3 separate regions of the Mus musculus genome follow, and all the other regions are linked to region 1. The links are chromatin loops, found by intact Hi-C in ENCODE. Cell type or tissue: left cerebral cortex. All regions are shown on one strand. Links, peaks and the distances in the headings refer to the core of each region. The heading gives the core; the rest is flanking DNA. Region 1 has its middle 100 kb from the start of Gm28497. Region 2 has its middle 27 kb from the start of Gm29822. Region 3 overlaps Gm29822 (a long non-coding RNA gene).

The links. Hi-C counts contacts between places; a loop is a spot of excess contacts. Peaks named below come from ENCODE experiments on the same cell type or tissue, not always from the same donor. Only the 100,000 strongest peaks of a DNase experiment are listed, where the experiment ranks them.
Region 2: a loop joins it to region 1, with 3 times the contacts of the local background. A loop is called at or near these places in 7 of 42 quality-filtered maps.
Region 3: it touches region 1 in a loop (3-fold over the local background); 7 of 42 quality-filtered maps call a loop at or near these places.

Annotation. Positions count from the first base shown.
Region 1 is chr1:69,321,792-69,333,147 of GRCm38, forward strand. No RefSeq gene overlaps it. Among named protein-coding and RNA genes, the nearest start is that of Gm28497, 100 kb to the right of the region's middle. In left cerebral cortex, for the core only: no CTCF peak of the experiment used is centred there; a DNase peak (open chromatin) is centred at 5,334.
Region 2 is chr1:69,755,110-69,766,465 of GRCm38, forward strand. No RefSeq gene overlaps it. Among named protein-coding and RNA genes, the nearest start is that of Gm29822, 27 kb to the right of the region's middle. In left cerebral cortex, for the core only: CTCF peaks have their summits at 2,766 and 4,570; a DNase peak (open chromatin) is centred at 4,632; H3K4me3 peaks cover 587 bases.
Region 3 is chr1:69,769,583-69,780,938 of GRCm38, forward strand. It overlaps Gm29822 (a long non-coding RNA gene), which reads right to left. Exons shown (of 3, transcript XR_373478.2): 3 at 1,537-2,161. Among named protein-coding and RNA genes, the nearest start is that of Gm29822, 12 kb to the right of the region's middle. In left cerebral cortex, for the core only: a CTCF peak has its summit at 6,240 (motif pointing left); a DNase peak (open chromatin) is centred at 6,205.

The DNA.
Region 1 (11,356 bases), core at 2,757-7,756:
GGCCATTCTGGCTGGTGTGAGGTGGAATCTCAGGGTTGTTTTGATTTGAACTTCCCTGATGATTAAGGATGCTGAACATTTTTTCAGGTGCTTCTAGGCCATTCGGTATTCCTCACATGAGAATTCTTTGTTTAGCTCTGAGCCCCATTTTTAATGGGGTTATTTGATTTTCTGGAGTCCACCTTCTTGAGTTCTTTATATATATTGGATATTAGTCCCTTATCTGATTTAGGATAGGTAAAGATCCTTTCCCAGTCTGTTGGTGACCTTTTTGATTTATTGACAGTGTCTTTTGCCTTACAGAAGCTTTGCAATTTTATGAGGTTCCATTTGTCAATTCTCGATCTTACAGCACAAGCCATTGCCTTTCTATTCAGGAATTTTTTCCCTGTGCCCATATCTTCTAGGCTTTTCCCCAAGAACCCAGATGCTCCTCAACAGAGGAATGGATACAGAAAATGTGGTACATTTACACAATGGAGTACTACTCAGCTATTAAAAAGAATGAATTTATGAAATTCCTAGGCATATGGATGGACCTGTGGGGCATCATCCTGAGTGAGGTAACCCAATCACAAAAGAACTCACATGATATGCACTCCCTGATAAGTTGATATTAGCCCAGAAACTTAGAATACCCAAGATACAAGATACAATTTGCAGAACACATGAAACTGAAGAAGAACAAAGACCAAAGTGTGGACACTTTGCCCCTTCTTAGAATTGGGAACAAAACACCCATGGAAGGAATTACAGAGACAAAGTTTGGAGCTGAGATGAAAGGATAGACCATCTAGAGACTGCCATACCCGGGGATCCATCCCATAATCAGCCTCCAAACGCTGACACCATTGCACACACTAGCAAGATTTTGCTGAAAGGACCCAGATATAGCTGTCTCTTGTGAGGCTATGCCGGGGCCTAGCAAACACAGAAGTGGATGCTCACAGTCAGCTATTGGATGGATCACAGGGTCCCCAATGGAGGAGCTAGAGAAAGTACCCAAGGAGCTGAAGGGGTCTGCAACCCTATGGAACAACAATATGAATTAACCAGTACCCCACCGGAGCTCGTGTATCTAGCTGCATATGTATCAGAAGAGGGCCTAGTAGGCCATCAGTGGAAAGAGAGGGTCATTGGTCTTCAAACTTTATATACCTCAGTACAGGGGAATGCCAGGGCCATTAAGTGGGAGTGGGTGAGTAGGGGAGTGGGGGCGGGGAGGGTCCGGGGGACTTTTGGGATAGCATTGGAGATGTAAATGAAGAAAATACCCAATTAAAATAAAATAAAATAAATAAAAGTAAAATAAAATATAATAAAACTACTACTTTTCCTCAAGGGAGCTCTTTCAACGGACTTCTGATATTTATAACACCTGGTTCAAAGAACACAATTCTAAACCTCTGAGAAATTACTGGCACAGATCTTCCCAGCTCTTCAGAAGACGGAGGTCAAAGGCCCCCAGTGCCTATGGAGTTCATTCAAGGTAAATTTAGGCAAATTAATTATACTGTGTTTCCAAACTAAATGGAGGGCAGGAATTAGCATTCAGGGATCCCCAGTACTGATGAGCAAAACAAACGCTGGGGAAAACTGACAGACCTTAATTCACATAGTAGCAAAACTACACAGCTAGAAATTCTAGGAATTTTGTGTGATTTCAGTGGCTTCCATATGAGTCAGACTACTGACTATATCGCTGGAAGCTTCTGCTGATTTTAGACCGTCAAAGCGATTCAAAAAGTTGTATTAAACTGTAGTCTTTTTTTCAATGACTGTTATCTATCTGTCTCTAATGGAAGCAATTTTAAGGTATTGCCCCATTCAGTGCCTGTAGATCTCATAGCTTTGTACTAGGAAAGATACTATCATTAAAAGGAAAAAAATTGTAAAATCTAACACATCAGTGTAGCACTTAAAATCATTATTAACTACATCAGCACAAAACATAAGATGAAGCAAAATATCACAGAAAAATAAATACACATAGGCTTGGGTGGGTTGTGTGACTTCACAGTGAAACTTTGGAGGCCTCTGCCATTGGATTTTTAGGAAGATATTACTGGTGTTGGAGACGTTTGTACTTACAGCATTACCAGTGTCCAATGGGAGTTGAGTTATTTAACGATTTATTTTACTTTTTGTACTTAGGTGCAGTGTTTGTGTGTGTGTGTGTGTGTGTGTGTGTGTGTGTGTGTGTGTGTGTGTGTATCTGTCCCACAGAGTCCAGACGAGGGAGTTGGAAACCCCAGAGCTAGAGTTACAGGCATTTGTGAGCCTCCCAATATGCATGTTAGAAACTGAACTCACATCTCAGAAAGAGCAGCCAGCTCTTGTAACTTCTAACCACCTCGAAATGTGGCCCTAAATACATTTCATAAAAGTGTTTCAAGATGATCTACTCAAATAGTTCTGTAAAAAAAAGTTTTATTGTATTAGAATTTTCAAGTATCCATTGATTGTCCATACAACTTAATATAGAAAGTTAGATCCAACTTTGATCTCACAGTGCAATCTTGAGGTTTCCATTTTAAAACCGAGATCCCTAATATTCATAAACTATATGATAAAGCCCAGCACTGGTAGCACATGCCTTTAATCCCAGCACTTGGGAGGCAGAGGCAGGCAGATTTCTGAGTTTGAAGCCAGCCTGGTCTACAGAGTGAGTTCCAGGACAACCAGGGTTACACAGAGAAACCCTGTCTTGAAAAACAAAACATAAAACAAAACAAAAAACCTTTATGATATTAGAACTTGAAGGAGATAAACTTAGATACAAATAAATCCTAAAATAATATAAAGTCTATTTATGAAAATAAACTATAGTCCTAAAGTTACTTCATTTGTCTTCCTTCCCTCCTATTTATTATATTCCAAACATGACATTATGGAAGGTGTTTAAAGTATACATTAGTGTTTGTTTGCATATAAGCCTACAGGATGAAAATGAGTTCAGAGGTAAAGCAATTCTATTACACACAAATTACTTCCCTGATGTTTTGTCCAGATTTTAACTCTTTTAATGCTTAAAATTTAAACAAGCAATAAATACTAAAGGATTAAAAACAATTAAGCTCTTCCAAAATAGAAAGTTAAATTATTTTCCTCCAAATGTACAGGTCTTACTCATCAAGAAGTGTGTATTCATCCAGAGATGTTCCGTTTCCTATGGTAGTTTTGAGAGGTTTTATTGAACTATAACACACAGGGAAAAGTACACAATTCGAAAGTAGACAGCTGAGAAATTATTGTAAAGTGAACACACCCATATATTTCTTACCCGAGTTAAGAGATGAAATAGTGAAGTCACCCTTGTAGGATTTTTCCTGCCTCCCCCAGCTGTTAACCTCTTTTAGTTTAACAGAGAAAAGTACTTCCCTGAATCTTAAAGTCATTGGCCAGTTCACCTGCATAAATGGAATCATAAAAATGTGTTCTGTGGTACAACTTACAATTTACATTGCAACTCCAAGATGTATCTGTTATGGATAACTACCCGTAAACCGGTAATTTCATTGCCAGGAAATTTCTAACATATTGAAACAATGAAGTGATATGTGTACAGAGTAGACTCTCTCTTAAATTATAACATGTTCCCATTCATTTTACTGCTGGTGGATACTAGGAGTTTTTCAGTGTAGTACTATCATATATAATACTGTCCAAAATACATGGCTGAAGCATTGTGTTACCAACTTACATTGAGTACTTATCTAGAGGTATAAATGACTGATATTTACACAGCAGAACAATTGCTAGACTATGTTTTTTTCATTCCACTTTAGAAAACAGTGTTAAGTTTTATAAGTTCTACAAATGATATCACAAACAAGACATGAATATGGGAGTTGCATGAGTTCTTACAGTTCTTGACAGCATCATCTGATTTTTTTTTGTTTAAGTGCACTTTGATGTTTTTATGCATCTCATTGTAATTTCAAAGTTTCTTTCCCAAACAAAGAATTTTTTTTGTGAATATTGGCTTTTTGAATTATAGTGTTGGGAATTCCTGTTCTATAGTGTCTATTTAAAACCTGGGTTGTCTGTTGTTACCTTGCTACAAGTTTACAGGATCATATACAGATTTTTATGTTTGCATGAAAACATGATGCATCTTTTATGATTCTCCAAATGATACCTTTGGATGATCAGAAGTTTTTCTATCCAGCTGGACCACAGTAAATCAACATCATTGACAAAAATACATAAAAGCATCAGCTACCTAGAAGTAATTGAATTCAACATTAGACATTCAATTTAAACTCTCTAGAAGTTTGAATAGATCATCAAAAGAAAATTTTAAAGAATCTCATTTTAAAATTTATAAATGCAAGGCCTTGTCACTGTTATAGCACAGAAGATTCAATATTACTAAGGCATCAGCTCATCCCAATAGGTCCATATCATATTGTATCATATCATATATCATATCATATATCATATCATATATCATATCATATATCATATCATATATCATATCATATATCATATCATATATCATATCATATCATATTCAATGAATCATAAAGTTTTAAATTAGTAAGGTTTTGGTGTTAGATTGTAATTGATGAATTTAAAAACTGATTTGGAAATACAAATAATCAAGAATATCCAGGGTAATCTTGATGAAATAAAAAAAACTAAGGCTGTACAGAATAGCCAGCTTTATAATAAAGCTAATATATGTAGGGCAATGTCATATCCACACAAGGACAGGAAATCTGACCAATGGAACAGAATAGAGAATCCAGAAGAAGAGCCACAGACATGTGCAAACTTGATTTATGATAATGCAATAACCTGAGAGGAAAAATATCCTTTTGGTAAGTTGCGTTAGACCAACCGGCTGAAAACTAAGTGAATACCCACTATTCTGAGTCCCACCTCCCTGGCCCCCCTCCCCCCTCTTTTTTTTTTTCTGTGTAACATTCTCAAAGGCCACAACTATGTTCTTACCAAGACTATGAAGGTTCCCAGACTGTAGCACAAATGACTTACGTTCGGTATTTACTCCATTTTTTTTAACTGTCCGTGATTCACCGAGGGCTCTGTGAACAAATGTAATCACACTAACCCACCAATAGAGTGGAAGGTTGCCTCTGAGTTTAAGGTAAAGGCTGACCGAGTCAACAGGGCGAGGCCTTTTATGATCTGTGTGCAGAAGAGGTCGGAGAACACAGGCAGTAGAATCACTGAAATAGCCTTCTAGAAAAAGCAGGAGAAGCCCAAGCAGCCAGAAGCCAGCCTCGGGCTGGTATCACAGAATGCTAAACCCAGAAGCAATATGCTGACTACAAGTGAAGTGTTCTCAACATCTACGCTGATTAAATTACAGCCAACTGCCAGAGATTGACTAAATTGTGTCATCAAGGAATTCTGGAGTATTGAATGCTGTGTGGTATTTAAATAAATGGGTCATCTGCTGGGGTGCAGAGATCTCATTAAAGCTCTTCACTGGAATGGTATTTTTGTAACAGGATTGGACTTTTATTATATACCCAGGCAATTCAGCTAGTGCTGTCTTTCTTGAATAAAACGACTTCCTTTCTCCAACAGTATAAATCCTCTTTCTTCTCTCCCAAGAACCACCTCAAGTCCCATTTTCTTCCTGAATATGCCTCATGAAACCCCAGTCCATATTGACGAAAACTGTCCTCAAAGGTCCGGGTTGCCTTTTGTTGCATGTGGTTTTCCAGGATTCCTTCATTGTTCCAGGCCCTTTGTGTCATGTACACATCAAGTTTCCAAAAGTTTACTATGATGGAGATTCGATGGGAATATACCTTGTACTTTTTTTTCCATTACAGTTTATTCATTTATTAGAACCAGGAGCTTGTACACATGTCAACCTGTGGACATCAGAGAAAAAATTGCAGAAGTCTACTCTGTTCTTCCAATATCTGGGCCCCAAAAGTACAATCCAGGTCATTAGACTTGACAGCAATCCCCTTTACCCACTGAGGCATCTCACCAACTCTACCTTGCTTCATTTTCTTTACTTACTTTTCTCCTGTGCCAGACACTTCAGTGTCATATTTAATCTCAGCTACTCACCAAAGTAAGTGTTAACATCTCTGTTTATCAGATAAGCGTGTGGGATTTCAGAGTTAGCCTATCATAGGTCTTACCTCATTACACATCTGCTTACATGTGCACTGGAATTCAAACTTAACTTTATTCCAAATCAATGCAGTGCTGTGTCCTCTCAGACTCCCCTGTGTGCATCACTGTGCACAAGTCTGGCTTCAGTCATTTGAATGTGCAAAGCCAGCAACAGCACAGGAGCAGAAGGGAAGTCCATGGGGTTTAGGAACTGGATACCAGTGCTCTAGTGATGGTTCTACTATTTCCTTTTCTGTAGAGTACATACACAGTCTATCCAACCACTAAAAGAGGCTTCTAGAGGAAGCCTAGTTGAATCATGTTCCACATCTAAAGCTTCGATCAATCTTGGATTGAAAGTTTCCAAGAAAAAGAAAATTGTCTCCAGACAAAAAAGTGCACCGTTTCCCCCTGTCACTGGTCTGTAAATTACATGGTATTTACATATAACCTACATGATATCAAGAGATAACTGAAAGCAAATGATGGGCATAGCTAAATTATAAGCAAATCCATCATTAAATGTATATGGCTTAGGCATCTGTGGACTTGGGCATCAAGGAGAGTACTGGAACCAAACCTCTACTAATCTCAAGGGAGAGTCAAACTTAATGCAATCCCTTTCTCTGAATTACTCTAACACATGAGCTTTAGGAAAGAAATAATAACCTGGGTATGAAGCTGGCATCTGCCAGTTCTGAGCCCTGTGACACCAAGGTATTAAATTTCTCTCAGCCCTACTGCCTCATCTGTAAAATGTATTAATGATCACCAACTCTCTGGACCATTAGTAGAAGTCAATGAATTTATATGTGTAGAGATGTGGGTTTTTTTTTATTTATTTCATGTATGTGAGTACACTGTACCTATCTTCAGACACACCAGAAGAGGACATTGGATCCCATTACAGATGGTTGTGAGCCACCATGTGGTTGCTGGGAATTGAACTCAGGACCTCTGGAAGAGCAGTCAGTGCTCTTAACTGCTGAGCCATCTCTCTATCCCATGTTTGGAGTTTTAAGCCTTCACATCATCATTATATTTCTGTACACACTGTTTCTGGATTAATAGAAAATGGGCATTTGTGCTCTAAGTCTGTCAAAGATTCTGAATAAGCACAATCATTTAAAAAAGATTCCAAGATATAAAAATACAATTTTAATCAACTTTAGACTCAATGTCTACTATATACTAGGCCCAATTTGAGAATTTTTCACAGTATAATTCTTAGCCAAACAGTCAAGAAAAATTTGTAAATTATCAAAGGACATTAGTCTTCTCCAGCATTGATTAGAAAATAATTTCATCATATAAAGTTGATGGAGCCAGTTATTTCTGTCTCATCACAAAATGTGGTAAAATTATGATCACGTGGTAAAATAAAAACTTTGGACTCAATTTATGAAGATAGATATCTATTAAATTTCCTGTGCATGAGCTGAAATGATGAAGAAAAACATAATTCTTATTTGTTTTCTTACTTGTGCCTGCATTTAAATAATGAACCAACTTTAGATATATCTAGAGCCAACAGAACTGTCTCGCATAAAAACAGTGGGGAAAGATTTTTATTTCTCTTGCTGAAAATATTTAAAACAATTATTCACGAGACAGATGACATCTAGAAGTGATCTCGTGTTAGCATGTTCTGAAACACTGATGCAGACATCTCCAACTGAGGTTGGCAAAGCTTCTCATATCTGACAGTACAATATGGACTCTCTAAAGGAAGAAAGATGCCAATATTTTCAAATCCTTCAAAACAAACTGAGAGCATAGAAAGTAGACAGATCTGGCCAAGTTAAGCTTTATTCCAAAAACATATTTTTCCAGGAAACCCATCTGAATGCTGATCTATCAAGTCAAGTACAGCTGTTCCTGGGGGTGGGGATGGGGAAGTGGAAGAGGAAGAACAGCAGGAGTTAAATTTGATGTTCATTAACACGAAGGGACATTTCTTGCCCCATTTAACTAATATCTTAGTTGGTACAGTGTAACAAACACTGTTTAGTTGTTAAAATCTATTATACCTGCTTTAAATTGCAACTCCATATAGCCAGAAGCTCAATAGTTGGTAAAATTCAATTTGAGTTGCCAGAGGTTGTTAATGGGTAGTATTTCTATTTATTCTCTTAATTGTCCGTTATCTAAATTATCACTGTGATGAAATCTTATGTTTACTACATTCCCACATAATCAGAATGTCTAAATAATTTTCCTTGTAAGTATAATGATGTCCATAAAAAGGGCCCATAAAACTCTTTAGGGACAGGTTTTAGAGTTGTTTGTGTGTGGTTATTATTATTATCTTCATTGGTGTTTATATCTACCACATTTAATCTCAAAATAAATAATTCTACTTAAACTTTGACAACATTAACAAAAATATAAAAATAACAAGCCAAAATTTATCATTGCTAAGCACAGAGTGGACTCTTAGAGTGTGGGTGCATACTTACTGACTACCAGCTCAAATTTAGCCTGCAGATGCCTTTAGAAACTTTCAGTTTGTTTATATAGTGGATTACATTGATGGATTTCCGTATATTAAACCATCCCTGCATCCCTGGAATGAAGCCTACTTGGTCATGATGGATGATTGTTTTGATGTGTTCTTGGATTCGGTTAGCAAGAATTTTATTGAGTATTTTTGCATCGATATTCATAAGGGAAATTGGTCTGAAGTTCTCTATCTTTGTTGGGTTTTTATGTGGTTTAGGTATCAGAGTAATTGTGGCTTCATAGAATTAATTGGGTAGAGTACCTTCTGTTTCTAAGAACTCACATGATATGTACTCACTGATAAGTGGATATTAGCCCAGAAACTTAGAATACCCAAGGTACAATTTGCAAAACACATGAAACTTAAGAAGAACAAAGACCAAAGTGTGGACACTTCGCCCCTTCTTAGAATTGGGAACAAAACACCCATTGAAGGAGTTACACAGACAAAGTTTGGAGCTGAGACGAAAGGATGGACCATCTAAAGACTGCCATACCCAGGGATCCATCCCATAATCAGCCTCCAAACACTGACACCATTGCACACACTAGCAAGATTTTGCTGAAAGGAGCCTGATATAGCTGTCTCTTGTGAGGCTATGCCGGGGCCTAGCAAACACAGAAGTGGATGCTCACAGTCAGTCAGCTATTGGATGGAACACAGAGCCCCCAATGGAGGAGCTAGAGAAAGTATCCAAGGAGCTAAAGGGGTCTGCAACCCTATAGGTGGAACAACAATATGAACTAACCAGTACTCCCCAGAGCTCATGTTTCTAGCTGCATATGTATCAGAAGATGGCCTAGTCGGCCATCATTTGGGAAGAGAAGCCCCTTGGTCTTGCAAACTTTATATGCTTCAGTACAGGGGAACACCAGAGCCAAGAAGTAGGAGTGGGTAGGTAGGGGAGCAGGGGGGGGGGGTCGTATAGGGGACTTTCAGGATAACATTTGAAATGTAAATGAAGAAAATACCTAATAAAAATTGGGGAAAAAAAAAAAAGAAACTTTCCGAACATAGCACTTCGGTCTGAATATAGCTCTGTAGTAAGTGTGTTATGCTTATGATATAACATTGAAATTTCCTTCTTAAAATTAGTTATAGGGCTTATGATGTAATAGCTACGGTAAAATGCAAACAATGAATTCTTTAAGTGTGATTATTTTCATATCCATAATTTCCAGCAGAGGTCTCTAGAGAGCAACCAAAGTTATGGAAATAAGGAATATGGGTGCAGAAATTTAAATAGAAATTTTAACTCTTCAGCTTAATGTGGGCTTTCTTTTCACCCACGCCCCTTTCTCTTTTGATGTCTCTGAGCCTTCATCAGATAAAAGGCTGTCTAAAAAACTGATCAGAATAGACACAAGAGAACAGGTTAATCTCAAGTGCACCGGTGTAATGTGTCACAAAACAGACAATGTAATTATCTCAGCAGCCTGTTTAACCAGCTAATTCGGCAGCTTTGCATACCAGGGGTGAGCTCATCTGTTCACGATACTCTACTCCCAGCCAGGGATTTTTCACCCAGCTCACTAGGTTTTACAAAAGCTTGTGAAAGCTTGAGGACTGAGTGTTTCCTTGAATGAGGTTTAACAGCTTTTTGCAATCTTCTATTTATCAGGAAGCAACGGACTAACAAAGAGAATAAACTGCAGATCGGCATTGTATAGTTCCTCCCCCCACCCAAAAAAAAAATGAAGTCATACTGATGTAAATACTTATGTGTTCACCGAAATAAACTCACTCTCCTTACAGGGAATCTCGAGAAATGCTCAACAGGTTAACAGAAATGTGATTTGGGACGTGAAGATTTCTGAACCTGATGTCATTTTCTTAGCAGTAAATTCTCTTGCTATCAAACACGCTCTGCGTGTGTTTGATACTGCTGTATCCTGCTGACCTGGGGCTGAATTTTGGTTCCTGCTAGGTCTTTAGTAAATTGAACCTATTGTACCTTTGTCTTTATAATATGAGTAGTTCCCCATCAGATGTTTACTGAGGGGTTTAAATTATACATCAGGGAAATGCTGTACAAAGAGGTAACAAATAGTGGCTCTCTTATTGCATGGTATCACACGAAATCATAGGTGTAAGCATACATATAGGCATAAATACTTGTACAAAGACACATACATATATATGTATACATATATATGTGTGTGTATGTATGTGTGTATGTATATATATATATATATATATTACAAATAAATACAGCTCTATAAGTGCAAATATCTACTAAGTCAAACACAGGAAACAATAATAAAGTAAATAGATAAACCAAATAACAGAAAGTTCTACTGTCTGCTATCTCTGATGGATCTGATATCTGCGATACTGTATCTTATTATTTCCAGGAGAGTCAAAGCCTTAAACAATGCTAATGGCTGTCTTGAAGGTGAAGCAGAGAGGAAGGAAGACTGTAATTCATCGTAAACCCTATTACTTTCGTGAGCTACTGAGCAAAGCAAGAACAAGTTACATCATCTCGGGTGCAAATTTTAACCCATTAGATTGGGATTGCATCTCAGGTTGATGGAATGGTGAGACTCCATCACCAGAAGGATGTCTAGGAAGCAGTAATGAGGTCACAGAGTGCCGTGCTCTGGACTCAGTACATGGAATCGCAAGTCTTCTGTAGCAGGTTTGAAAGACTGATGTCTGCTTCCATTCTGCTGCCTTAGACTCCAATCGTATCTCTCCTCTTCATCATTCTGTGACCCTCTTATATGTAACTAAGTTATCCTCTGC
Region 2 (11,356 bases), core at 2,440-7,439, 430 kb after region 1:
AATAACTTCAACACATGAGCTTGTGGGTACATTTCAGACTCAAACCATACCTAAAAATGGTTAAAATGGCAAACTTCATCACGTGTCTTTTCCAACAATAAAAAATTTTAAATTCAGAAAGAAAAAAAAAAAAAAGGAATTCCTGCCTCAAAAGCAGCCATCTAAGGAAGTGATTGCCCATACTTGGCTTCCAAGTCTCGAGATTCAGTAGATATGGTAGAAGTGGGTTGCAGAACTTGGCAACAAAATCCATGGGGTGCTGGTTTCTAAATCAGACAATATCTTAGAGCTATGTTATCAAAGATGCTTGCACTAAGGTTCCAGAAAACTGCCAGTGCCAGGCTATGTGTGACAGGGTCAGATTCCTACAAGAAGACCCTGAAAAGTTATTCCACGGTGCTGTGAAAGTCCATAACGAAGACCTGAAGGAAAACTTCAGGCACATAGGGAAGTTGAACTTGAAGAGCTTGGCCACATGTGTTGCATGTACCAGAACTAGAGGGATGGGGCTCAGGTGATGTTACCACAACCCCTCTGTGTGGACACAGAGCAGTAGGGTCTAGAGTTATCCCTGCTAGGCTTTGGCCTTTCTTTGGCCCCATCTGCTTTGCCATCCCCCAACTCCACCTTTTCCTTTGGAATGGAAATGTTTATTTTGGGCCGTGGTATGTTTTGAAGTATGTAATTTGTATTTTGATTTTATAGAAGATCGCAATTAAGAGTCTGTCTTAAGGGCTGAGGAAATGGTTCAGGGACGGAAGTGCCTGTGGATACAAGCAGGAGGCCCTGAGTTTGAGTCACCATCATTTATATAAACAGCTGGTACAGAGGTACATATTTGTCATCTCAGAGCTAAGAGGCAGAGATGAGAAAATCCCAAAGGATTCCTCAGCCAGTATAAAAAAAATAATCAGTGAAACTCCAAGGTTAGTAACAAAGCCTGTCTTAAAAATAATGTGAAGAGTGATTGAGGAAGACATGTAATGTTGACTTCTGACCTCTAAATGTGCACACATGGGCCTATACCCCTAGACAAACACATATAAACTACCCCCTTACACACATCCAATCTCATACACACACACACACATGTTGTATTGATACTTTGGACATTGGACTTTAATGAGCACATATGTGTGTCTATGTGTGAGTGATTTATGTGAATGCTGGTACCTACAGAATTCAGAGACAGGTGTTGCACGTGGCAGTAGGCTGCTCAAAAAGGTGCTGGGAACTGAACTCTGGTCTTCTGCAAGAACAGTACTTTCTCTCAACTGTTGGGGCATCTGTCCAGTCTGAAAAGTTGCTTATTTTCTGGCTTTCTGCTTACTTGTTTTGTTTTGCTTTGCTTTGTGTTGTTTTTGTTTCGTCAATACTGGGGGAATATAGGGGTCCGCATGTGCTGGCCAACCACTCTACCATGGAGTGATATTTCTAGCCCAACGATGAGCTTTTGAACAATGTCAGAACTGTACAGACTTTGGATACCCTTACAGATGTGCTAAGTGCATTCACATGTTGGTATGGTATTGATTCTTTGAAGACCAAGGTGTGAGTGTTGTGTTTAGGGCTGTCCCCAAGGAAGAGTATTTTTCCTGTTCTCAGCATTCCTCAGTTGCCTAGAGTTCTTTGCCTAGGGTGGAGACCCTTATGAGATTTCCCCTCTTTCATGTTAGCATGTCTATTTATATTTAAGCAACCATGTTGATGTGGCTTTATTTCATGTTTTTAGGAAATAAAACAAAAGCACAGAAACTCAGTTTCTATGGCTTTATAGTCTTTCTACCCCTCTTCTACTACAGAGTGAATGGGTTTTATTTCTTTTGTTTTATAATTAATCAATCAGTCCATTATTTCATTTTTATAATTAACAAAAGAAAAGAAAATGCCCAGAAGTAGCATTATGAGACAAATGACCCAAAACAAAATCCAAACACCAAAACCAAACCACACCAAACCAAACCAAACCAAAAATCCCTCCCAAAATACCACTGAGTAAACTTTGTGTTAGCCATCTACTGCTCTTATATGTGGTTTCTATGCCCAGTGAAACTCTATTGGAGGAAACTGATTTTCCATTTTAAGCTGTTATCAATTGGAGATAACTTCTGGCTTAAGGATAGGGGCTTGTGTCTATTTTGCTCTCAGCCCTGGGACCCCATCGGGCACAGACCTTGCAGGCTGGGTGCAGGTTGTCACAGTTTCTGAGTTCAAATGCTTATCAGTCTTGTATCTGGAAGGTGTTGTTTGCTTGGTGTCCTCCATATATATGTGTGTGTGTGTGTGTGTGTGTGTGTGTGTGTGTGTGTGTATATATATATATATATGCCATGAATTTGAGAGAGAGAGCAGGAGATGGTGTATAAGAAGGTTTGGAGGAAGGAAAGGCAAAGGGTAAAGATGTAATTATATTTTAATTAAAAAAATAAAAGACATTTAAAACATGATGTATTTGGATAGATGTCAAGTTGACAAAGGATGGATTTACAATGATTAATCTTATCCTCTTGTCTGAATTTAGAATCACCTAGTACTCTGAATGTTTCTGTGAGGGAATTTTCAGATCCACCATAAATATGAGTAGCTGGATCCTCTACTATAAATACAAGATGAGCAGCTATGTCATGCTTAAGCCCCTTGTTTCATCTTTGTGCCTTGAATGCCTGTTCCTTGGAAGGAAGGGGTGATGGATGCCACTGGAGCAGCCTTCTTACAGTGGTGAGAGACCAGGTTCTTGAAAACAGCTATGCTCTCTGCTGCCCCTGCTGGTCTGGAGGACCACGGTTATTTTGCATTCTTTGTTATATAAGCCTACATCAAATTCTAAATATGAAGATGTTACAGTAAGCTATTAGAATTCTGAACTGCCCAGAAGAGTACACCACATTTGATTAAGGTGTGAAGCATAGTCCAATAAGGAACTGCATCTGTGACACATCTGGTTGTACCTTACTGCCAGCAACTGATCTCTGCCAATTTCAAGATGCATGGAGAAGGAACAAAGAATAGTGTAAGAGGAATTAAATAGAAAAAGAGTAAGAATCGTTACCTGTCTAAGCATTACTTTTAAAAACTGACCTGAGTGAAGACTAGGCAGAAGCCCAGTTCACTCCTACACAAGGTGTTCATCTCTGCACACCTTGGCTCCTTCCAGAGGCTTCCTTCTTACAATTTCTGTCTCCTTACTGGAAAATTGTTCTGGAGTGTCTATAACCCACCTGGTTCCACTTTGTAAGAAGGATCACAAGGACTAATACCCTTCATGGTCAACTTCTACCAAACCACTGACAGAGTAGAGGATTTACATATGTCCCCAACATTGCCTAGCAGAATAGACCTACTGTCAGTTCTGTTCTTTGGGATAGAGCCAAAGTTACCCTCAAAGCGACTACGGTTGCTCATAGATGGTTGTGCCACCGTCCCCTTGCTTTCCCTGTCCTGCAATGGACTTCTGTAAGCCACACTTACTTGAGTTCGCATCTTTCTGGGGACTCCAACTTACGACTGAGAGATATTAATAATTTTTACATTATCCTCAGAAAACAGTAGGCAGAAATGGAGAAAGTGTCTAGCATCCTCTTCCAGCTTCTTAAATTTAAGCTTATTATGCTGACCTACCTGTCTCAGACGTGCTTAGAAAGAAAATGGACTCTCTTTTGGATAGCAGGTTCATTTTGGAAGTTTGTAATGTGAGTCTGGACGTCAGGAGAGAGGTCAGACCCAGGGATGTATTGAATTAAAATAAGCAGGGTTGTAAACTTATATGAATTATACTGTATGAATTATGCTGATTTACTTTTCTATGAACTACTGGCCATTCTCACCTAATTTTAAGATTCAATACAGCTGTAAGTTTCATTAAATGTTTATGATCCTATTAAGGGGTATATTTTTAGCTTTAATAAAAGGAAGTTGATAAAGCTTCATTATCTGTCGTTTGAGAGGAAGAATAAAAAAAAAATTCTAAGATCTAGAAAGTGAGTCTATAATATGTCATTGTAAATCTTCTATTCCCCAAGCCTTTGTCTGTCTCTGACATCAAAGATAAATGACTATCACTGGAATTAATATCTCTTAAATATATCATGATTCTTCAACATTATTACCAAAAGGCTGTTATGAAAACTTCACTAAAATAGAATTTGATTTTCTTTCTATGAACTGTAAGGGTGACTGATATTGCAGTGCCTGTACTGGCAATGTCTTCTATAGTAACTCGGCGGGCTTTCTTAAAGGGCTAAAATTACTTCAAGTGTGGAAAGGAAAATTACAAAATTTAGTGACAAAATTATTCTAGCTCTCTTTCTTTTTATTTTTTCAGTTTGAAGACCACAGTCATTTAAATCACTTTACTAACCAAGGTTAGTGTCACTTTAGGCTCTGAATCTTTGCTTTCAAAAGACAGAAGCAAAGGTTGCAAAATAATACAACTCAATTGGCACAAGGGGAGCTTAAGAAACAACCTCAGGCTCTTTGAATTACTCATTTCTCCTACCGGCGGCAGAAGATAATTTTACTGCGAGTCCGTTGCATTACCGTGAATAACAAGCATAATTCCTCTAGAACTGCGCGTCTATGCAGAGGCCCCCTTTGCAGTTGCTATGGAGCTCCTCCCTATGGCTGACTTTACCAAGGCTCGCTCACTTTGGGTTAGAAGGAAGTGCGTCTGAAAGATGTCAGGAGACTGCCTGTGTGGTCTGGAACCGGACAAGAAAATGAAACCAAATACCCAAAGCCTCAGTTACTGGTGAAGACTCTACCCTACGCATGCTAATGAGGATGGCGCTAGAAAAGAAATATTGCTTCCGATGTAAAAAGATAAAACTTCTGGAAGGGTGCGATTTTTAATTTCAAATTTAGATGATGAGTTGGAGGCATTCCAGCTCTAAACAATGCTGACCAGTCTTCTGTCTGAGGTATCTGATCCTTTCTTTTAGAAATTATGCCATCAGAGGCAAAACTGCAAGATAATTCTAGGACAGGGACTTATCCTATGTGCCTGAAACATTTGGGCATTTTAAAAAATGCTTTTGTTACTGTTTCCCATTACTAAGGGCTTGTCTTTAGGCCATGAGCACAACTCATGGAAGACAACAGTCACAAGCTGCTGAAAATACAAATAGAATGTCCTGCGAGCTGGTGGCCTCTACCCTGCATTCATGTTAAGCGCACGTTCACGTTTTTTCCACGTCCTCTATTAATGTTTTAGTACATGTGTGTTGGGAACTGACCTCCAGTCCTTTCTTGTGTGCCAAGGACCCATTGATCCATCTCCAAAGTCTTCTATTTATTCTAGAATTGGTCTCATTTCTATTTTTTTGCAATGGAGGTAAGGCATGAGTGAATATGAAAATAGAACACAAATCATAAAAGATGAGAAACAATGGACACCGTCTCCGTTTCACAGGTCTGTGTTTGTGGCAGGTATTTAAAATGCACATTAACAGAGCATACACACTCCAATTTGTGATCCCGGCTCCTCCTCCCTGCTTTCTGACAATGTCTGTGCAGCCACACCAATTATAATGACACTCCTTGTAATTTTATTTGAAAATTAACATATTCACTTTCTGAAATGTACCTGTGCTTGTATTTAAAGCCAGACATGTTAACTGTACGTGGTTCATGTCCCCCACCTCTTCCTCAAGAGGGTGAGCCCCCATTGAGGCAGTAGCAATCTGTCATCACAGCATATTAAGATGCTTCTGTGGAGTAAACTCTTGTTAGGAAGGTGGTTTATTATTTTTAAAAGGTCGAAGAACAGACAAGAAACTGACCCTTTTGTCTGAGATCATCAGTTTTTCATGATATGAGTGTCCCTCCATTCTACCAGCTCCTGTCCGCAAATACATAATCTCACAATTGAAGCTTATAATGCACAATAGAAATTTCTTTCCACGTTCTCTTTGAGTTCTGATTTTAATATGAATAACAGATGTAGGAGAGGATATGGGTTTGGTTATAATTACAGCTATCACACATTTCAAATGCTGTAGATTTTCCAGAATTTTAAATTCTGGAAAATAGATTTCTCTATCTTCCAGGACTTCTAGTTTACCCTACTCATGCTGATTTTTATCAACAAACTCTAGGTTTTGAAAACATTTTCTTTATAGTACTTGGGACTTTCATTAAGCCCATGATTTGACTTGAAACAGTGCACGTTTTATCCAGGGTAATTAGCAAAATAGCATTGAGGTAAATTAGCAAAATAAGGGACCACAGAAGGCTGCTGTATGCCTTTATCAAAGACAGTGTTACCAGGATGAGAGGGATGTATCATCACTGTAAGGAGTGAGAAAGGAAAACTAAAGGAGCCATGTGCTTCTCCTTCTACACAGACACGTATCTACAGTTGAGAACAATTTTAGAACCTGTGCACTGTTGATCTTATTGTCTTTCTGCCCAAAAAGAGAAAGAAGAAAGTTTTATTCATCAGAAATTCTGTGTTTTGTATATGCTACTGTCACATGTGTTTGCCAGAATGTGTTGCCTAATTAAAAGATATTTTCCTGCCACATGTCTTGCCTTTTATCAATTCTGTACCTAAATGTGTGCATCCATGTGTGTGTGTGTGTGTGTGTGTGTGTGTGTGTGTGTGTGTGTGCCCGCATACACATTATTTGGGGTATATGTGTTATATGTGTGATGGTGTATGCTGTGTGTGTATGTGATGTGAACATGTGTGTATGCAGGTTTTGGTGCATGTGTGTGTGTGATATGTTTGTGTGTGTTTGCACCTGTGTGATGTATCTGTGTACATGTGTGATGCACATATGAGTGTTCATGAGATGTGTGTATGTGACACAAGTGTGTGTGTATGTGTGTGTACTTGAAACAGCTACATCCTAGAAGCACAAACTGTTAAAAGAGGTATATTTAAATTTACTAAATATTAAACTCACGAAAATAATGGTCAGAAAGTGCTGAAGTTAATGTAAGTAATCTTGAAGAGTTTTGATCGAAACCACTGATCGTCTACAAAAGCATTACTAAAAATAATCTTAACTAGCTGGCCGTTCGGTGTATGTAGGACATTTCTCCTATGAGAGATTAAAGGAGGCACTGAATTCAATGAATTCCAAAGTCATTTCCCACCTTGACCTTAGAAGCGCTCCTTCTCTCAATGTTTCCAGTTAGACAAGCAATAAGGATAAAGGGACACGCTCCTCTGCTTCTTCTCTCAATGTTTCCAGTTAGACAAGCAATAAGGATAAAGGGACACGCTCCTCTTGATATTTGTCAAAATGTAATATACTTTCAAGGGGCATGCATTAAATTAATCTGGCTTCTATCTCTCTCTCTCTGTATCTCTCTCTCTCCCCCTCTTCTCCTCCTGTCCCCTCTCCCTCATTACCTAGTGGCCAGAGTAATTGGAAAATGATTAATAAACAAGCTGGAATGAACGTGAGACATGAGGAGCAAGTGTGACCCAGGATGCTCTGGATGAGGGAAGTCACTAATGGAGTATCTCAGGAAAGGTATGAGAATCCTCAGTTTAAGATAAACCAATCTTTTACTAAGAAGGGTGAGGCCATGTTATGTGCTGAGAAGATGTAGTTCCTCCCAAAAGATCTGTAGAATGTCCAGAGTTTTTGTTTGCTTGTTTGTTCTTTGTTTTGTTTTGTTTTGATGAAACTGAAGGGAATTAGAAACCAGGCAAGGCAGGACATGACTGCAATCACTTGGCTGAACTCTAGGTTGGCTTTCTTGGGCTCTAGGGGAGGTTTGCTATCTTCGTGTTTGGAGTATTTCATCTGGAGGGCGTGGATGACGATAATACCTAACCTCATGGGATGGCTGTGGTGATGGAGTGCATTTAAACATAGTTTCCTGGCATAAATGGAGTGCTCAAAGACAATACTACTCAGCATAGGAAAGTATTAGGGAAGCCTTGTTCATAGAGAGAGGGATAGAATATATTCATCTGGTGCAAAGGATGAAGCTGAACCAGGACATATTCATCTGAAAATCTCTCTAGAAAGCATAGAGTTTTACAAATCTGGTTTTGCTCACTGGTGGTCTCAGGCAGTAAAAAAGTAAAGTTACCAGGTAAACTGTCCCTACAGGCTGTCCCTACAGTCTACATACTGGTCAGGAGATAATAACTGTACTAAAAGAACAAACTACTGTGAGAAGTTGGTGGAACCTCCTAGAAAAATTATTGACAAGACTAGATTTTAAATTGGTAAGACATAAGAAGAAAGGTCACTTGCTTAAATATTATGATGATCTTGCTTGTCAGGGTAGTGCCAGAGCTGCTAAATCGAAAATGAACTGTGATGAGAGAAAAATGTTAAGATTAACACAAAATTTAAAATAAGGAACAGAGTTTCTACAGAGGCAGAATTAATCTCTGAGATGCACGTTCTTTGGCCAAGGCTATTAATAAGTGAACTTTTGAAGCTTGTTCCTGAAAGATGCTATTTAGTAGGAAGTGGTCCAAGGACTGGAACTCCTGACTCAGGGGGCTCAGTTATTGGAATTTTGAGAGTTAACCTGGAATAGCCTTGAGCATGGTATGTCAGTAAATGAAGGTCGCTTCTGTCTAAGGGTAAACCATGATAGCAGTAGGAGGAAATAGGGCTGCAGAGATGCCTGATCTGTGTTCTAGATGAAGAACAGTGAATCCATGAGGTTTTGGAATCCCAGAGGAACACAAGCTGTCCCTTAATGCTTCAGGGCAAGCTACGTGAAGCACGCATTGACATTTCGTATAATAGTAGGCAGAGTCTTGCCTATTAAAACTTCGGAAAAGCATGCCCAGAACTGAAAATTTGTCAGAGGCAGCCCGGTGGGGTAGCAACAGACGGAGAAAAATGTTTTGACATCAGCCATGTGAGAGCAAGTGGAAGTGTCTCTGTGTTGGGTTAGTTTCACACACAATATCAGGCAGTTGATTTTAGTGACTCTTAGGATCATACTGGCAGATTTTAGTGCAGTGAATTGAAATCAAGAAGCAATTATGATTACTACAACCTTAAGGGGACAGTCACACGTTTGTGCTTGAGTGTTGAGACTATGGAATGAAATCTGACCCTCTAGATATGAGCAAGTATGTTTGAGAATCCATCACTGAAGGAACTCAAATTCCCCTATTGATGAATGCTCAATGATACTGCCTACAGTGTACCTTTTCTTTTCCCTAAAGGAACATTTAACCCAGATCCATCATGGACATATAACTCTGTAAGATAATATGAATTAATTAATTATGAAAAATGAAATCGAAACATTGCAATCACTCCAAATATATTTCACATCCAAAGCTCCTATTACAAAATATGCTTGAAAATGTGTGTGTGTGCAGTTGATTGCAATATAGGGTAAAAACCCACTGAACCTAGCATGGAATTGAATCTTAATGTTACTTTTCATTCTTGGTACACCTTTTATACATTGAATATGATGATACTTACCCAGTACCATAAAATAAACACATTATGGAGGCCACTGAAGGTGGAGACATACTTCTTAGCTTAAGGAGGAAAGTGTGCCTAAACCCAGGGAGTCTCATAAGAATATGGTACAGCCTAGTGTGTAGGTGTATCGCCATCGCTCCAGCGCCCAGGAAGCCGAGGCGGAAGGATAAGGAATATGAAGTCAGCTTGGGATACAAAATAAGACTCTTTCTAAAAACAAAACAAAATCAACCAACCAACCAAACTTGAATGAGCAACACACACACACACACACACACACACACACACACACACACACACACACACACACACACAGAGAGAGAGAGAGAGAGAGAGAGAGAGAGAGAGAGAGAGAGAGAGAGAGAGAGAGAGAGAGGTTTTCTGGTTCTTTCTCTGTAGGTTTCCACATGTGTGAGACTTTATAAGAAAGCAAAGGTACAGTTGAAATACTTGCACACATTGTTTGAAATAGTATAAGAGCCTGAAAACTTGGATTAACTTACAGATCCGCGGAGCTTGTTCCTGAAGAATTTGTACAGTGATGTTCATAGGGTGCAGATACAAGAAGCCTGACTTATTAATGTTGAAATCTTTTCATAGTATTAAAAACACGCTATTTTTGAATATATTACCCTTCACATTACAAAGAGTGAGCACTAAATTTTATTTATGTAAGATTTTCATTTTACATTTAATTTAATGAGTGATATCAAATTTTATGGTCCCTGTTTTTCAAGTTTTAATACTCAAAGGACATCAGTAATGTGCTGACTTGACATAAGGAACCCAGGGTAGCAAATGGAGTGATCAGCTGTGGAGCTCGTCCTGCTCTGACTCCGAGGCAGAGGTCCTGCCAGGTAATAAGACATCAGAGCCTCCTTTACGCTCATGAAAGACACAGCCTAGATGCTGCCTATCTAATGTTACAAAGACCTCCAAGGCGCTCAGAGACTGGGAGTGGGGAGCAGTAAGGCATGTTTTATAGATGCTCTCTGGGTAGTAGAATGACGGGAGTCAAATCATAAAGCACAAAGCACTGTGAGAAACATTGTCATAAAGGTGGGAAGGTGTGCAATCTGTGGCCAGGGTCCCGGTCTCTAGCGCTGGCTTCATGCTCTCGCCTCGAATCGTAATCTACTCAGAGGGGTTAACAAATTCATGTGACTGTTTCCTATCTGTACTGCTAGCATCTTTTTTTTTTTTTTCAGGGTAGTTTTCAAAATTAAAAATATTGATACATTTTTTTAAATCCAGAAAATATAATAATAGATACTGATGAATTAGAGGTAGAGACAATTTAGCCCCCCCCCCCATAATATGGGCAGCAAATCTTTTGTGTTAAGTATTGTTATGCTATTTTAGGACATTTGAGTGAGCAAGGGTTGCTCTCTGAGTTTTTTCCCTAGACCCTTGGTTCTGTCCAGGATGTCAAACAGATTTTCAGATTGTCCATGGGTGGCATTTGTTAACACAGTTATAATGTGCCACGTGGAAAACTGAATATTTCCATGAATTGTTTACTCTTTTTATCCTTGCAAAATGCCTGTGAGAGAGTGATTACTAAGACCATCCTCAAAGAAGAGAGAATAGCAACAAGAGACTTAAATAAGTAATAAATAACTGAGGTTGTATTTAATCCCAAAGTAAAGGCTTTTTAAATACAACTGACTCTCAGACCCCCTAGCTTGTGCATCGGAAGGGAAACCAATGGTCACCACTTAGTTACCTTCTCCCCCTGCTTTTTTGTTGTTGTTGAGGAACTTGGAGTAAAACCTAACACAAACAATAAAAGCTGCAATATAAGCTTGTTCAATACCCCCAGGGAAACATTGAAAGAACTCATGTTTTCATTTGCTAAATCTAAAAGCCTCAGTTTCTTTATCTATACATTGGGCATAACATTTCTTGTATAGAATTGTTGCAAACCTCACATG
Region 3 (11,356 bases), core at 4,097-9,096, 450 kb after region 1:
TAGCAGTACTCTGACTCCTAATAATGTAAGGGATGTTGTTCTTGGTTGAGAATATTGATTTTTTTTTCTTTTATCAAATAGAATTTAAGTGGAAATTCCACTAAAAGTAGAAACTTCAAGAGGAAAGCAAGTAAAGTCTTTCTAATACAAAGTAGCACTAAACTCTTAACAACATAGGGACACGTTTCCCATTAAAATACTCTTTAAATTTCAAATTATGGGCAAAATACAATATTGAAAAATTAGTGTAGTTAGAGGTATTAATCTTATCAAGTAGCTAATAATGAGACAAATCAAATCTACCAGCAATATCTGCGAAAGCAATGTTAAATCTCACTGGGGTACTTCTAATATGTTGTTGGTTTTACTTGTCTACTGTTTGCCTTCTTATTAACAAACTATAATATTATAAATCATAAGCTTTGGAAAGCTACTGAAAGGGTAATGAGAACTCTGTCTCTAGAGTCACTAAATCCACAAACCATCATTAGTTTGAAAACGTGAAATTGAAGCACATTCTCTCAATATATTGTTGACCGAAGCTCCCATTTGAGTAATTTTATCTTTGGAGTTTTTCGGTAGAACTATAGATTTCATTATTCTCAATGAGGGTTCCCATTTTTGTGACTTCGTGTAAGTGGGATTTTAGGCTAAATATGTTGCTGAACTTTGCTGTTGCCCTGAAAGAGATACAGTTATTCCTACTTCAGCTTTGTTTTAATAATAATCGAGGCTCCAGGCAAGAGAAGAAAGTTCTGTTTTTTCTTTTCTTCGTGGAGAGGCAGCTCTGGTCCCCACTTCTGCTTTTGACCTGGAGCGCCTTTGTGTGTTCTGCTTGCCCCGAGTTTCTCTCCTTCAGAGTCAGTGTTGGTAACTGATTCTTCTAACCTTCCCTACTTCCTGCAATATTTCCTTGTGCACTACAGCTACTATTGGGTAACAGGGAACATTTTCTAAGTTGTCTTCGAACAGGAAGAGACAATGCAGGAATCGGTTGCATTTTGCCATTCTCCGCAGGAGATCAGCGAACAGTATATGACCAAGGGTTTATAGCCCCGGGGTCACTCATCTCTGTGTTAATAGTTTTGACAACAGGGAGAAGCAGAGTATGGACAGAGTCTCCATACGAACGACCACTCTTTCTCGATAGATTTTATTGATAATGCATTTCAAAGGGATTCCTTCAAGAGCTCACATGGCTTCTTTATTGTCTTTATTTTCCATGCTTGTGGAAAATTATATTGTTTTTTGTTCTCCTATGAAGTTTTTTTTTTTTTTTTTTTTTGACAGGGTCTGTTCATATATTCTTAGCTATCCTCAACCTCCATATGTAAACCAGGCTAGCCATGAACTCACAGAGATCCTACTGACTCTTCCTCCTAATTGATGGAAATAAAAGTGTGCACCACCATGCCTAGATACTTATGTGGCTATTTCATTGGAGATATATTATTCAAAAGATGGGAGAAACTGAGACTTATATGATTAAATAAAGGTCAGAATGAAATGCTTAGTATTAAATAACACCAGGCTTTCTTAACACAACCAATGTATCTTTATTGTCAAAAAATTAGAAGGCATGTTTAGATGTTAAAAATACATTCTCACCATTCCATATGGCTGTCATTAAAATCTTCTCGCACATTGTTTTAAAATACAAGTTTCTGGTGGAATAATAGATACTATTATTTACTACATATGTTTCAGTTTTATAAAATATTAGGTACTATGAGAAGGAGAATACAAAAACAACGAATTTATAATTTGCCTTAATATTTAGCATGACCGAAGTATCTACTTTTATAAATTCATTTCAAACAAAGACTTTTCAGCTGTTATAGAACAATTTCCATTGTTTCAGATTTTTGATCAATGCTGACATTTAATTCAGCAACTGTAGTTAATGCAAACATTCTTTATTAATTTCCAAATTCTGTTCAATACACACATGCCACTTTCAGTGTAATGACATGATACTTTGCTCAGTGTTGTGTGGTAAATAATTGCTTGTCCAATTTATGTAGAGCATGGCATTCAACCATTTGTCGCCAAAGCTCTGCACTCTCAGCTGAGTCACCGAGAGTCCTGGCATCTGAGCCTGTTTGTTCAGAGCCCAACTTGAAGATTTATCAAGATGAATAAAAATCCCATGAATCCTTACCTATAAAACAGAGTGGAAGAAAAAGAAACATAAATGTTAATGAAATTGAATTTTTCTTTTGCACAGCTAATTATGAAAGTAATTATAATTAAACCGGAAGGTACTTTTGCTAGTTGAATCTATTATGATTGTGGTCATGTATTTCTGTTTTAAATCATTAAGTTGATAGTTTTTCAGTGAGTCATTTCTTCAGCGGAAACTCAGTGGATCCATGTGGATTGTTGGCTTACAGCAGCATTTTGAGATATCCAACAAAAGGTCTTTATACCCTTAAAATGTCCAACCTCGATTTATCCTAATTTCTCCACTTCACTTCTCTCATAGATCACGGAACCAGTAGAGAATGGATTTCCGATAATAATAACTTTGGCTTTAAAAACAGTTTTGTTTCAAATCATTTGTGTTATTCTGGTAGCCCCTAGACCTGTTGAGTCACCCAACTCCAAGTTTGTATTATGAGGGTCATCCGAGGAACTAAGGAGGAAACATGATAGAGTATATGAATCATTTCTGTCTGATCTTTTCTGTTTGAAATAATTAGGTGCTGTAGAGATCTTGTTCCCATGTGGAAGAGGAATGCACACACAAGGGAAAGATAGGAAGTATCTTTTTTGTTTGTCTGTTTTGTTTTGTTTTTGTTTTTGTTTTGTTTTGGCTGGGACAGAACAGTTCATTTTCACATGGAGAAGGTACCCGTGTTCCCACTTTATTTTCTCAAATAAAGAAGTTCCAGAGACCAGATGCAATCATGTAAGCACATTTTATAATGGAAGCAAGGATCCAGTTGGGCCTCCTAATTCTGTTTTTATGTGCGTACGGTGAGAAGGCACCAACAAACATACAATGTCCTTTTGCGTTCTTTCAGCGATCTTATTTAACTAGTAAAGAAATTTTGAATGGATTGTAGCCCCTTTCCAGTGCTGATTATATTTTAGCAGTCTCTTCTTTAACAGGGAGGGTGCAATGTCTCACTTAAACCTACAAAATGGGAGGTTCTGATACAGTTAAAACGAGTTTCCGAGGCTCCTTAATGAAGAAGTAATCCAGTTTGATGGATGTCTTTATTTCTCTCTTAATCACAGCATGAAAGATTAGCAGCACATGTGTCAGTCTCTTCTTGAGTTAATTACTCAGAAGTTAGACACAAATGCAAGGGTTTACTTTAATTTATTGCTTTGAATTTCAATAAACTTAGGAGAGACAGCATGAGAAACCCCTGTTCGATTCTCAAAAACGTAAGGAATGTTACAGAAGGCTTTCTGTTATAGTTGCCTTCAGGTTTATGTTTTCTGCCAAAGCAACATACATATAATATATACATAAACATAGATAATGTATAACATATACATAAACATATATAGCATATAACAATACGTCAGATAATTGGATTCTCAATATCCTGTTCTTAGCTGTAGTCATTACCTAACGGTTCAAAGAAATAGTGAAGCACTTTTAGATTAATGGTACAGTAGTTATCACAAACTAAAGAAAAGCCTATGTCCTTACACATACATTGATTCACTATTGTAAATGTTATTCATGCCTGTTCCCTTGTACTTGTGTGGGAACAATTTTTGTATTTAAGACAAGATTGCTTTTTTACTTCTCATTGATGTTAACCCTGATGTGATTCAACTCTGAAAAATCCATAATGACCAGGCAGGAGAGTGGTCTTGTGGGTGGGACGTTATTAATTCTCCAGGCAACAGTACATAAATTTAATAAAAAATATGTCTGTAACCAGCTTTTCTAGCATTGTAAATATTTCCATTTGAAATAGAAGAGTATATTTTTATTTGTTTTATTTTTTTTTAAAAGCTTCATTCCTTTATCTATAAGTACCTGACTCCGTGGAAGTAGGAGGAACGCACCCAACACAGTGCATCAATCTGGAGAAGATAGACTGGCAGATAGAGAGCGAGATAGATGGATAGAAAGGCATCCTCGGCATCCAATGAATATGAACTTTACTTCTCATTGGGGTGGAATTTCAGCTACTTGATTGATACCATGGGGACAATTATTTATACAGCTGAGTACAGTCACAGGAATTTAAGTTTGGGTAAATTTAATTGTCTTCTTCATTAACTCTGGTTCCTTAGTTCAATAAGCATAGAGCTTTTAAATTTTAAAGGGTAGATTAAACAAAGCAGAAGGAAATTCATATGCAGAAGCCCTCAAACTTTCAAACAGCACCAACTGTCTCCTGTTAGTAAAAAATGATAACACTTATTTATTTCAGCTTATAGGAGATCCTCTGTGAAAAAGAACCCCAAACACTTAAAAATACAGGATGGGTAGCTGATCACATTTTTCACTGAAGGGGAGGGGGAGAGAAAGGTGCTGCTAATGGTGGTGATGGTGATGATGGTGGTGATGGTGACAGTGGTGATGGTGGTGGTGGTAGCAAAGGTGGTGGGTTGTGATGGTGGCAATGCGTGGTGGGTAGTGATGGTGGTGGTGGTGGTGGTGGTGGTGGTGGTGATGATGGTGGTGAAGATGTTGATGCAGTGTGTATAGATGAAAGAGAAGTCACTTTCTGACTTCTTTTAGAGCAGGTAAATTCTAACACAATGGTGTGATGAAATTAATTTGTATAGTCCAAAGGTCTGCTTGACAATGTCATTTGGCTTTGGGTAGGCAGCTTCTTTACCCCTTTCCTAGTTATTCTTTGAACAAAAGCAGCTCTGTTGCTCAATTTATGATTTAGAGGATATGAGTGTGACACTCTGGGTACTGCAGCTTGAGTATTGGCACAGCCATCTTGGTCATTCAAGAGTGACACAATATTACAGAGTTAGATTGTCAGATTCATTCACATTCAACATCCTTGAGCTGCAAGAAGTCAAACAAATGACTCTTTCTCTGAAGACGACTCTAAACTGTACAGTACAGTTTCCTTAAAACCAAGATGTCACGTGACAGAAGACAACGCTTCACTTTGTTCCTCAGATTATAAGGGGTTATCCAGTGAAGAAGACGAGCTTTTGCTTCTAAGATAAACGAGGCTGAGAAATTAAATGGAACGTTATAAATACCAACTGCTCATAAAGTTGCATATGCAGGGTGGGGTTCTTACAATGGGTGTACAGACAGGGACTTGACTGAAGGCTTATGTTAGAACAGTGTTAATGATAGACACCTTGATTTTAAAATAAATACATATTTCAGAGAAAAATAAGAAAGACTGATGCCTATTGCTCTGTCGTCAGCCCCAGTTTTGTGTTTGTAGGGTCCTCTGTTACTGTGTAGCCTTAAATAATATGATCCTGCAAAATAAGTGAATATTCAGCACTGGGACCTGCTCTTAAGGGAGCATTGTTTAAAATTCCTAAATTTGTTATAGACATTACAACTTAATTTTTAGTGTCTCTGTCTTGTGCATGTGTGTTCACACACGTGCATACATCTGGAGGTCAGAGGACAAGTAGACTTTTTTTCCTTCTGACACCATGGAGACAATTATTTATGCAACAGTGTCTTGTTGGTCTCAGGGATTAAACTCAGGTCCTCAGACTAAGCATCTAGCATCTTCACAAGCTGAATCATGTCATCAGCCCAACATTTCTAATATAAAACATTAAAAAGTAAAACCAACCTAACAAATAATAATAATAATAATAAACCTTTAGCTCATATATACTGCATAAAATAGTAAGTGTCAGGAAACCATAAAATATTTATAATTAGAGAAATTTTGTTATGTGAAAAGCATGGTCATTTGAAAATGTGGCTATGTGTGGCTGGGGAGTGGCTCAGGGGTTAAGAGGCTATGAACCTGTTGGTCTCAACCTCTCGCAGGGAGGGGAGGTCAAATGACTCTTTCACAGGGGTCACCTAAGGCCATGGAAAAACAGATATTTATATCATAATTCATAACAGTAGTAATGTTGCAGTAGCAACAAAATAATTTTATGGCTGAGGTCACCACACACGAGGAATTGTATTAAAGAGATGCAGCATTAGGAAGGTTGCGAACCATTGGATTAGAGAGGACCTGAGTTCAATTCTCAATCACGTGGCTCCCAACTCTCTGTAACTCCCGTTCCAAGGGATCTGATGCCCTCTTCTGGCTGCAGAGGCACAAGGCACTGACATGACAGATGTTTATGCAGTCAAAAATACCAAATTATTTGTATAATTTTTTTTTGTAGTTCATGGATGTTGAATATGAATCTGAGAGTCTGACTTTTTAATAAATATTTATTTATGTGCACATGCAAACATAGAACATATTTATGTACACTCTCTAAAGGGGTTTTGTAAATCTTATGTATTTCATTTTAATTTGTTGCCACTGTTATATTAGCTAATGGCTATGAGGGAAAAAAATAGTAGATTTTCAATAATTACTCGTTGAAGTTTCACCAAAATTGCTTGTTGTTATACACACTTCAAAATAATGCTCAGTGTTTGAGAGCATTTCCAGTTATTTTCAGGTAACGTAATTAATTTTAAAGGCATGTTACTTCTATTATCACATTTTTGTGCTAATGGGACTCAGCATGTCTATCCACAATGTGAAGAAATGTTTTAACTGATAATCCTAGACCAAACGAGGCTCAGCAGGTGAAAGCATTTGACTTGGAAGCCTGATCCTGGATCCAATCTCTGGGACTCATGTAAAGAGGAGAGGGGGGAAACGGACTCCACAGAGCTGTCCTCTGACCTAGATAATAACACTGCTTTTTTTTTTTTTTTTAAGAAAAGAAAAGAAACGAAAAGAAAGGAAAAGAACGTCATTATTGTTAGATTTAAGTAACATCTATTGGCCTTTCCAAATTTATTTCTAGTGTGGGGGAGGGAGGAATGAAGAAAGCTTAGTTGAAGTCAATGCCATAAACCATCTTACATCCTCATTTTCCTTATGTGTTCCATGTCATTTTGTAAGTGGCAATGCTAATCTTCTCAGATAACTTAGGTGCGAACAGTAAATTTCAGTGTGTTAGGGGCCAGACACTTACAAAGCTTCTGAAACAGCATAGGGACTGAGGTCACCTGACTCTGCCTAGTCACATCTGGTAGCAAACACAGCCACTGCCACCTAACAGCTTAAGCGGAAAGGCTAATTTGCAAGGAGTCCCTGGCAGGTTTTCTCCAATGGCCTCTTTAGAAAAGTAGCTGCAAGAGATGTGATCCATTGTAGATCTTACTTAGAAACTTGAGCTCTACTAAAGCAAGTACAATATCTAGCTATCTAGCAAGACACACTATCGAGCTGGCTAAAAATAAGTGAATGGTCAAATTCAGGTAAATATTTTAATATTCAGTTAACAGAAATGATCATACTCAGGTACGTGGGTTTGGCTGAGCTGAGGTAGGTCATGTGTTCCAATGTGTACCACCCCACACATTAGTTGCACAATGGCTTTTACCCCTACAAAATTCAGGCACACACAGTGTCCAGGACAGATGGAGGTCAGGGGATGACTTGAGGATGTCAGGAAGCTCCAGTGAACCTTGGGAGGCCAGACTGAAGTGAGTCCTGAGGCATGGTGGCTGCCACCTTCAAGTGTGTGCTGGTAAGCTCAGCATTTGGGAGGCAGAAGCAGGAAGCTTACAAATTTGAGGCTAGCCTGGGATAGATAGAGAGCTTGGGGCCAGTCTGCGCTATGTGGTACTATCCCATCCAAAAGCAGGAGGTGGCAGGAAGAGTGGGGGAGGGAAGCAATAAGAAAACTTTGTATTGAAAAATGGACCATATTCATCTTGCGTTTTTCCCCACATGACCTTCTTAGCCACAGTGTACTGTTTGTCCCCCTCAGACTGCAATGCCCAGCCCTTGACATTTCAGGTACTGCTGTTTTAAATACTTCATTATTTTCTATTTTTTAAATGAAAGTTTTATTCACATAGTATGTTTTGTTCATGTCTTGCTGCTCCTCCAGCTCTTCCTGCCTACACACCCAACTTCATGTATGTTTTCTGTCTTACAACAACAGTAAATTAAAAAAAAAAAACAGTAATACAAAAGATGCTGAAACAAAACAAAAGCAAAACCAACTACTTGGAGGGTTTGCGTGTGTGTGTCTCTGTGTGTGCGTGTGTGTCAGTGGGGTATGTGTATGTATGTGTATGTGTGTGTGTATGTGTTTGTGTGTGTGACAGGCGTGTATGTGGGTGCATGTATATGTGTGTGGTGTGTGTTGTGGTGTATGTATGTGAAGTGTATGTGTGATGTGTGGTGTGTGTGTGTGATATGTTGTTTTGGTGTGTGTTGTGTATGTTGTGGTATATATGTTGTGTGTGGTATCTGTTTTGGTGTGTGTTGTGTAGTGTGTGTGTATTGTGGTGTGTGATGTGTAGTGTTTGTGTGTGATGTGTGTATGTGTGTGTGTATGTATGTGGGTAGTGATGATGATGGTGGTGGTGGTCAGCTACTCCCAGGCATGGGGTCTGTCCTGGACTGTGACTGAGGGACCTAGTGACACTCCATTGGAGAGAACTGTTTTTCCTTTCAAAGAAACTATCGATGGCTTCTTGGTTAGGGGTGGAACTCTGCCTGTACATCCCCTTTCAATGCTGGGATTTTCTCTGACTGAAACCTGTGAGGGACTTGTGCATGCTGCCACAGTGTCTGTGAGGTCATATGTGCCCAGCCCTTTTGTGTCTAGAAGACACTGTTAGAATCATCCACATGTCTCTTAAAATCTTTTAGACTTCTCTGTAGGTTCCTGAGCTTTGAGAACAGGAGTCTGATGAAGACATCTCATTTAGGATCGAGTGCTCCTACGTCTCTCACTCTCTGCACATTGTCCAATTGTGGCTCTGATGTTAGTTCTTATCTACTGCACACAAAAAAGTATCTCTCTTATGGGAATTGGGCAAGGTACTGACCTATGCATATAGAAATATGTCATTAGGAGTCATTTTGTAGATATATTTCTTTAGCAGAACAGTAGTTGCATATTTGCCCCTGCGCCTGAGATCCATCTAGTCTCAGATTCTTGGCCACTTTATCAGAGTCCATCTCATAGTGTAGGCCTTTTATCCTGGACAGACACCCAAATGACTACATCTTATCACAAAGATACTTGCTCATCCATGTTCATTTGTTGTAGTATTCATGATAGACAGAAAATAAAAACAGCTTTGATTCCATTAATTGATGAACAGGTAACGAATATGAGGTCTGTTTATACAATAAACTATTATTCAGCTATTAAAAAATTAAAATTTACAGGTAAATGGATAGGGCTGGAAACAGTCAACCTGAGTCACGTAACCCAGACTCCAAAAGACAAATGGTGCATATTTTCTTCTCTATGCAGATACTAACTTTTAGATTTTCCATTATGTATGGACAATCCAGATGACCACAGAACTTAGACACATGGATGGGACAGGGGGCTAAGAGGATCTACCAAGGGATAAGAAACCCTCCAGCAGTTATAAAGTGATTCTAGTGGAATTCCAAATAATGGGGGAGATGGAGTCACAACTGGCCATCTCTTGTTACCAAGCAAAACTTCTAGTACCTAGCCTGGGCTACATCCAAATGAGTTATTGGCCAAAGTGGTCCCATGCAAACTTCTAAACAACACAGGACGCTGCCAAGGCAATAGATTGCTCATCACACACTAAAAGCAAGGCTCCATTACCTCATTGAAGAAGGAAAAGGTGAGCTGGTGTCTCATAGATTCTCCACCTAAGTGTTCCAGTGTCTTTAGTATGGGAATGTACATTTCAGGGTACCAGAAGAGAAACAACCATCAAACCAGACATACAACTATTGGTTTATGGTCTGTACTGCCTTCAAAATCTGCTAGGGCAATGGTGGCACAAAGCAGGTGGAGTAACCAACCAATGTCCAATTTGACTTAAGGCCCACTTTACAAGGTGGAACCCATATCTGGCCTGATATAGTTTGGGTGACAAACAATCAGAAACTAGATAGCCAGGAGACCTGGGATAAAACTAAATACTCCTGGTCTAGAAAAATAACATACCAATACATTATTCCTAATGATATTCAGCTATATGTATAGATCAATACCTTAATCAGCCATCACCAGGAAAGCTTCTTCTGCATCAGTGAGGACAAATACAGAGACCCATAGCTAGAAATTACTGACAGAGAGAGAGAGAGAGAGAGAGAGAGAGAGAGAGAGAGAGAGAGAGAGAGATTGGAACACACAGCTCTAATTGGGATGTTTCCATCAAATCCTTTCCCTCAGAGCTCAGAAAACTTTGTGGAAGAGGAGGTGGAAAGAGTGTAAGAGCCAGAGAGGATGAAGAACCAGGAGAACAAGGCCCTGTGAATCAACTGAGCAAAGCTCGTGTGAACTCACAGACTAAGGCAGCAAGCATAGAGCCTACACACGTCTGCACCAGGTCCTCTGCTTATAGATTAAGGCTTTCAGTTTAGTATTTTTAAGGGATTCCTGAATGTGTGAATGAGTGGGTCTCTGAGTCTCATAAGGTCTCTTGAGGTTCTTTTTCTTTTGTTGGATTTCCTTGTTCAACTTCGACGTGACGGCATTTGTTTTGTCTTATTATATTTTGTTTTGTTAATCTTCAATTGTTTTCTCTAGAAGCCCCTTATTTTCTAATGAGAGACAGAAAGACCATGGAACTGGATGGGAGGGGAGGTAGGGAGGAGCTGGGAGGAGTAGAGGGAGGGGACACTGTAATTAGGATTTATTGTACATCTTACTGGGTCCATGGTCAAAAGAAGTCTTATGGCCCCTCCAAACATTGCAGGCAATATATTGTCAAGGCTGTTGGCTGCTCTCCGCAGCCTGAGGTAAGAACCTGTAACCGAGGACAGCATTTGCTTGTGTTATTGAACATAGAGAAGTCAAGCTGGTGACCAGCTAGGCTTTACCCATACTGATTAGCACTCACGGCTCTGGCAGGTACTTTCAACATTACCAACCTAGAAACAGAGTAGATATCATCAATATCACCCAGCTACAAATCCTGCAAAGCACAATAATGATCTGCTTGTAAGATATGCTGGTGCAGTAATGCCCCAAACACTATGAGAGTAACCAACTGCCCCCTCCTCCTTTTTTTTTTTTTTTTGAAAATTTCCTTATTCTCACATCCTATGTGTTGGGTAGATACTGAAGAGCCAGCAAAACATTGGTTAAACAGGCAGAGTTAAATAGAAGGTAGGTAGCAGATGGAGCCCATGCAGGTCGAACAATCTCAAACTCAAGAGAGTTCTGGTGAGAAGAGCTAGCAGAGATT